Regions from separate parts of the Homo sapiens genome. Here regions 2 and 3 are each linked to region 1. A link is a loop called in an ENCODE intact Hi-C map of the cell type or tissue named here. Cell type or tissue: PC-3. All regions are shown on one strand.

Region 1 (2,500 bases):
CCCTTGCATATAACTCTGTTCTTTCAGCACTCCAAGCACATTCCTGACCCAGAACCTTTGAACTTGCTGCTCCTCTTGCTTGGGAACAGCAAGAAGTATCCTTGCCAACCCTCTTTGAAACAGCACCGTCCCTTGCCCTTCCTCATTGTTTCCTACCCTGTTTCTTTTAGTGTTCGTCATGCCCCCTAACCTCTCACAGGTAAGCACTGTATTGTTCAATGCTATATTCCTGTAGAATGGTGCTTGGCACTTAGAAGTACCCCATAAATCATTATTGGACAAGGGTTAGCGGGAGCGACAACTCTAAAAGGGAATCTGAAGCAGTGATGGAAAGGAGGAGCCAATCAGGGGAGGGGCTGGGGGCCTAGTAGAAGGAGGAACCAATCAACGGAGAGGTTGGGAGGGGACTTGGCAGAAGGAGGAGGAGCCAACCAGGGGAGCGGTTTAGGGGGTCTAGCATTCCAACAGAAGGAAGAGGCTTTGTAGAGGTCTTGAGAGACAGGACCTTGGTGTAGTTTAAGAACTGAAAGAAAGCCAGGCGGCTGACAGCATACAAGCAGAAGGGTGATGTGAAGGGAGGAATTTGGGTTCTTATTCCTCTTCAATTCAGGTATATTTCCCAGTAGCTCTTTTAGGCGTGGCCAAAAGTGTACAGTTCTGTGGCATTAAATACTTTTCATATTGTCGTGTAACCATCATCACCATCCATCTCTAGAACTTTTTCATCTTCCCAAACTCTGTACCATTGAACAATAATGCCCCATTCCTCCCTCTCGCCAGTTCCTGGCAATCACTGTTCTACTTTCTATCTCTCTGAATTTGGCTACTCTAGGTACCTCATAAAAGTGGAATTAAACAACATTTGTCCTTCTGTGACTGACTTCACTTGGCATAATGTCTTCAAGGTTCATCCATGCGTAGCATGTGTCAGAATTTCCTTTCTTTCTAAGGCTGAATAATATTCCATTGTGTATATGTGCCACATTTTGTTTATCCATTCATCCATCAATGGACACTTGGCTTGCTTCCACCTTTTGGCTACTGTGAATAATGCTACTACAAACATGAGTGTACAAATATCTGTTTGGGTCTGCTTTCAGTTCTTTTGAGCATGTGCCCAGAAATGAAATTGCTAGATCATATGGTAATTCTGTTTGTCCGAGAAACTGCCGTACTGTTTTCCATAGTGGGTGTACCATTTTACTTTCCCACCAGCAATGCACAAGGGTTCTAATTTCTTCCCCTCCTTACCAATACTTGTTTTTTGTTTGTTTGGTTTATTTGTTTTACAGTAGCTATCCTAATGGGAGTGAAAATATACACTTTTTGTTGAAGTTTCATGAATTTTGAAAATGCAGTCATGTAACCAACACCACAGTCAAGATATACAACAGTATCATCACCCCCCAAAATTATCTGATGCTGCTCCTTTATAGTCAGTCCTTTCCCCACCTGAAACTCCTGGAAACCATCGATATATTCTCCATATCTATAGTTTTGCCTTTTCCAGAAGAGGATAAATGGAAACATTATGGTGTGCATTTTGAGTCTGGCATCTTTCATTTAACACAGTGCATTTGAGATTCATCCATGTTGTATGTATCAGTAGTTAATTCCTATTTATTGCTGAGTACCATTCTGTTGTACAGATATGCCACAGTTTGCTTACCCATTCACTAATTAAAGAACATTTGAGTTTTTGTAGTTTTTTGTTTTGTTTTGTTTTGAGACAGGGTCTTGCTCTGTCACCCAGGCTGGAGTGCAGTAGCATGATCACAGCTCACTGTAGCCTCCACCTCCTGGACTCAAGTGATCCTCCCATCTCAGCCTCTTGAGTGGCTGTGACCACAGACATGCACCATCATGCCTGGCTAATTTTTGTATTTTTTGTAGAGATAGGGTTTCACCATGTTGCCTAGGCTGGGAGTTTTTTGATGTTTCAAATCTACTATTAAACATTCAGGGTTTAATAGTAGTTTTGGGTTGAATGTAAGTTTTCATATTTCTAGGGGTGGGATTACTGTGCCATATGTTAAGTGTATGTTAAACTTTATAAGAAACTGCCAGTCTATTTTCCAAAGGGGCTATATTAGTTTGTATTCCCACCAGCAATGTATGAAAGTCCTGGTTGCTCCACAGCCTCACCACAACTTGGTAGAATCTGTCATTTTAATATAAGTCATTGTAAAATGTGTGAAATGGTATCTCATTGTTGTTTTAGTGAATATTTCTCTAATGAACAATGATGCTGAGCATTTTTTCATGTGCCTATTTGCCATTAGTATATCTTTTTTGGTGAAATATCAAAACCTTTGCTAATTTTAAATTGGGCTGTTTATTATCGATTTTTAAATAATTTAATGATTTTTATTAAATTTGTAGCATTATGCAATGAGCACCACTATCTGGTTTTATAACATTTCCATAACCAAAAAAGTTTTCACATATTCATTTATTGTCAAGTTTTGAGAGCGCGCGCACACACACACACACACATACA
Region 2 (2,500 bases), 51 kb after region 1:
TGCTTTGTCATGCATTCTGCCAAGCCTTAGTTTCCTCATTTGTAGAACAGGGATACCAGTAGATACTTTTCAGGTTGGTTAAGGCAGAGACATTACAAATCAAAGTGCCCGTTCCTTCTTCTCTTTCTCCTGTCCTCTCAGGAAGCCCACTAAAGCTTATTTCATCTCTAATTCTGAACTTGGTGGACACAAGTAGAAAGTGGTTAATATCTAAAGATTGGGAATATGTCCCTTTTGCCCCCTCTAAGTGGTTTAGCAGTAGTAGATATTGCTTTTCTTTCTTCCCTCTCCCTCCGTCTTTCTCCACCTCTTTGTTAAGAAATTTCTTTTAGCCAGAGCTTACTTTTAAGTATACTTGATGGGAATTTGGAGGGTTTTTTTTTTTTTTTGAGATAGAGTTTTGCTCTTGTTGCCCGGGCTGGAGTGCAATGGCATGATCTTGGCTCACTGCAACCTCTGCCTCCTGGGTTCAAGTGATTCTCCTGCCTCAGCTTCCCAAGTAGCTGAGATTACATGCATGTGCCACCACACCTGGTTAATTTTGTATTTTTAGTAGAGGCAGAGTTTCACCATGTTGGCCAGGGTGGTCTCGTACTCCTGACCTCAGGTGATCCACCCACCTCAGCCTCCCAAAGTGTTGGGATTACAGGCATGAGCCACCACAGCCAGCTCTGGGAATTTGGATTTGTACAGAAATTCAATATAGGGAGACCATTACTGACATTTCAAGAAATTGACAGTAGAAATGTCTCCATTTGAAACGTCCCCTAGTAAAGGACTTTTAAAGCAATGTTTAGTAGGCCACCTCCCTCAGGGCCACCTCCATGAGTCTTACACATGCTGACCTCCCCTGGCTTCCTCTGGGCCTCTGGACTCATCTGTGGTGGTGGGGGGCCTAGGAATCTGCCTTTTATAACAAGCAATCCAAGATGTGTTTTGTACCCTTAAGTTTGATAACCACCACCTTTGCGTCAGAAATCCAATTTATGCAACTGTTATTGAGCCCCTACATTGTGCTCCCCATCGTATTCCTCACGTAGGTAATAACTAATTAAGTCCTCAAAGCTGTGACCATAAGGTTGATGTTATTGAGATGGTTTACATTCCATAAAGTCTCCTATATAAAGTGTACAATTCAGTGGTTTTTAGTAAGTTTCTAGTTATGCAATGATCACATGATCTAATTTTAGAACATTTTTCATCATTCCATAAAGAAATGTTGTATTCCTCCCTTAGTAGTCCCTCCCCAAACATAGATTTATTATACCCATTTTTGGAGATAGGAAAATGGAGTCTCCAGGCATTTAAACAATATGCCTTCAACTCTAGAGTAAATGTGGAGCCAGCAGCCAGAGTCCAACTTCCTTGCTTCCAGAACCCATGCTCTTTCCACTACACAATGCTTCCCATCCAGGAACTCAAGCCAAATTAAATATTTACTTGGTGGGGAGAATAATTTGATGTTCTGGTTTTGTCCTTGTTCAGTAGTTTGGGATAATAAATTTTCCCTTTCCGTTCCAACTGGCATTGAGGGGTAAATAAATATCGTTTAGTTTCTAGTTCGGTGTGCAGTACAGCCAGATTTTGAAAATTACATGACGAATTAGCATGGTAAAAAATTTAATAGTGGGAGGCTGAGAGTTAGGAGAAGTATTCGGTCCTGCCTCTGGTTGGTCACTTATCACGTACCTCCTGCACGCTTGATTTCCTCTTCTGTCAAATGAGTAGTTGTACCAAATCTTTTATTTAGTCATTAAACATTTACTGAACATGTATGGGTGATTAACACTGGATGTTGGATGTTCGGAGAAAACCACAACAGTTTTAATACCAGCTACATTTAATTGGGCAAAAACAGTATACCAGATGCTGTCTTAGCTGGTCATGCCATTTAATTTGAAGAGCAAACCTAATAGGTGGCTATGATAAATCTATTCTGTCTCTGTGGGGTTGGAGGCATGTTGCTGAAATTCCCGTGAGGAAACAGGCTCAGACGGTTTGGATAATTTGTTCTGGGTTACACACATCTGACATACCTGAAGTCTGGAAAATCCAAAGCCCAGACCTTTGTCCCCACACTAGACTGCCTCTCTAGGTGAGCAGGAGTCCTGTTGCCCTCTGTGAGGGTCACCGTATTTGCAGCATGATGTGAAAGTAAATATTCAGTGACAGCACCAAAAGGGCTTTAATCTTTTTTGACTCTGCTTGCTTAGGTCTGGGAAGGTGTCTCAGACCAGCCCTCCTATTCTCTTTAAAGGTTAGCCGATGATTGCGTTTTCCCCTCACCCAGTACTTATGCTGCCCTGCCCAGAAAAAAAAAAAATTGTTTGTTGAGCGGTGCTAGATTGGGAGGGACCAGCACCTCTGCAACATATTTCTTAACTTCAGTTTACTCCTTTGGCCTCCTTGGCGTGTGCGTCCAAAACCTTGGGCTAAAGTAAACTGGAGATTTGGCTTGTTCTCAGACAGGTGTTCCCATCAGGTCTTATAAACAAGGGGG
Region 3 (2,500 bases), 210 kb before region 1:
GGCCATCAGAGAAATGCAAATCAAAACCACAATGAGATACCATCTCACACCAGTTAGAATGGCAATCATTAAAAAGTCAGGAAACAACAGGTGCTGGAGAGGATGTGGAGAAATAGGAAGGCTTTTACACTGTTGGTGGGACTGTAAACTAGTTCAACCATTGTGGAAGTCAGTGTGGCGATTCCTCAGGGATCTAGAACTAGAAATACCATTTGACCCAGCCATCCCATTACTGGGTATATACCCAAAGAACTATAAATCATGCTGCTATAAAGACACATGCACACGTATGTTTATTGCGGCACTATTCACAATAGCAAAGACTTGGAACCAACCCAAATGTCCAACAATGATAGACTGGATTAAGAAAATGTGGCACATATACACCATGGAATACTATGCAGCCATAAAAAATGATGAGTTCATGTCCTTTGTAGGGACATGGATGAAATTGGAAATCATAATTCTCAATAAGCTATCGCAAGGACAAAAAACCAAACACCGCATGTTCTCACTCATAGATGGGAATTGAACAATGAGAACACATGGACACAGGAAGGGGAACATCACACTCTGGGGACTGTTGTGGGGTGGGGGGAGGGGGGAGGGATAGCATTAGGAGATATACCTAATGCTAAATGACGAGTTAATGGGTGCAGCACACCAGCATGGCACATGTATACATATGTAACTAACCTGCACATTGTGCACATGTACCCTAAAACTTAAAGTATAATAATAATTAAAAAAAAAAGAAAAAAAGAACATTTAAACATTTATAAACATTTTGATAAATTTAAAAAATAATAATAATAATAATAGATCATTACTATGCAATGTGAATTGTGAAAGGATAGGCCTGTCCTAGATAACTAGAAGCAACTTGCCCCCAAATGTTATGCCAAGACAGGTTCTTTGTCTATTTGGTAAAAAGTAAGACACTTCTAATTTTTAATGTGTATAGATCTTTTTTTAAAAAATTGATCATAATAACCATATTTGGAGATCTGCCTTCATTTCTCCTGGCTCTAGAATTTATGTTCCATACAGACTGGAATTCTGTTTTCCTCAGTGCTGTAGCCCTTGCACCTTCACCAGTGTCTGACATGTACTAGCTACTCAATAATTATTTAAATGTGGCCTTCAAGTCCCTTTGTAATGCATCTACATGGACAGCAGAGAAGAGAAGGCAGTGACAACGGTGCTTTCGTGGTGGAGGCAGAATCATTCTATGTGTTCTCATTGGTGTATACAAGTATTTTTGTTCTTTTTTGTTGCTTAATCTTTTTTTCTGGTGTTATGATTTAATAAGAGGAAGTGTAGCAGAGTAAATATTGCTCATCTGATGCAGTGATCACCATTCCCAGCTACGGTTGGCTGGAACTGAGGTAGGATAAGGGATTGGCCTCATACATTTTTGGTGTTTGAATCAATGTGTTTGTAAATTGGAGAATATGGCAGTCATAGCAGAGAACAAACAGAAGAGCGGATACTCCATTTTTATTCTTCAGGAACTTCAAGTCTAGGTTTTACTTTCTCACTCCTGACCAACAGCAGTGACTTTGAAGGGGACAAGGGACCATCGGCTCATTCTTTTGTTTATTCACTCATTTATGTACATATTCAATAAATATTTATTGAGTTGGAATAAAGTGAAGTGGTGTGATGGGTGAAGTTCAAGCTGGGTTGGGAGTCATGGGGGCAGGAGGACACTTAATCCAGATTTAAGAGCTCAGGAAAAGCTCCCTGCATGAAGCAGCATTTAATCTGAGCTCTGAATAATAAATGGAGTTAACTGGGCAATAAAGGGAATTGGGGAAGAGTGCATGGGCCAAGGGAACAGCTTGCCTTGCAACCTACCAGACACAGGTGAGGGGACACAACACCTGAGAAGACCTGAAAATAGTTGGCTATAACTGCATTGCAGAATTGATGGGCAAGAGATAAGAGAAATGAGGTAAGAGAAAGAGGCAGGGGCCAGACCATGCTTGAGACAGGAACCACATGAGAAGTGATGGAGACCTGCCAAGGGCAGAGCAGAGAGAAGACAAAAAGCGGATGGATTCCAGGTTGCGTAGAAGACTTGGTGATGAATTGGACTCCAGGAGAGAGGAGTCAGGGATTCTGGTTGACATGAGGGATGATGGACCCATTTACTAAAATAAAGGATTAAGACATTTTGAATGGGAAAAGATATTGCTAATAAGTTGAGATCCCCACAGACAGGCTGACTGACTATTTTTTCCTGCCAGGGCCAAACTTAATATCCATTTTAATCTGAATCCAAATGGAAAAAGCTGGGTTCTGGATTCAGCCAGATTCAGTTCAGACCCGTGCGCCAAGCTATGTGATGTGATCCTAGACAAATTACAGAGGCTTTCTGAGCCTTACCTCCCTCATTGTAAAATGGAGAAAAGAATAATATTTCACAGCGTCATTATTGGAGTTAAATAATAAAATGCATATAAAGTGCTTCACACAGTATCAGGTTCAATAAATG

Evidence for each region. Peaks named below come from ENCODE experiments on the same cell type or tissue, not always from the same donor. Only the 100,000 strongest peaks of a DNase experiment are listed, where the experiment ranks them.
Region 2: it touches region 1 in a loop (4-fold over the local background); 37 of 110 quality-filtered maps call a loop at or near these places.
Region 3: it touches region 1 in a loop (4-fold over the local background); 4 of 110 quality-filtered maps call a loop at or near these places.

Annotation. Positions count from the first base shown.
Region 1 is chr1:64,483,873-64,486,372 of GRCh38, forward strand. The region is part of intron 1 of CACHD1 (cache domain containing 1); the gene reads left to right. Among named protein-coding and RNA genes, the nearest start is that of CACHD1, 15 kb to the left of the region's middle. In PC-3, no CTCF peak of the experiment used is centred here; a DNase peak (open chromatin) is centred at 1,009; H3K4me3 peaks cover 387 bases; H3K27ac peaks cover 986 bases.
Region 2 is chr1:64,534,954-64,537,453 of GRCh38, forward strand. All of the region lies in intron 1 of CACHD1 (cache domain containing 1), which reads left to right. Among named protein-coding and RNA genes, the nearest start is that of MIR4794, 44 kb to the right of the region's middle. In PC-3, no CTCF peak of the experiment used is centred here; no DNase peak of the experiment used is centred here; H3K4me3 peaks cover 935 bases; H3K27ac peaks cover 680 bases.
Region 3 is chr1:64,278,837-64,281,336 of GRCh38, forward strand. No RefSeq gene overlaps it. Among named protein-coding and RNA genes, the nearest start is that of UBE2U, 76 kb to the left of the region's middle. In PC-3, no CTCF peak of the experiment used is centred here; a DNase peak (open chromatin) is centred at 1,375; H3K4me3 peaks cover 512 bases; H3K27ac peaks cover 1,482 bases.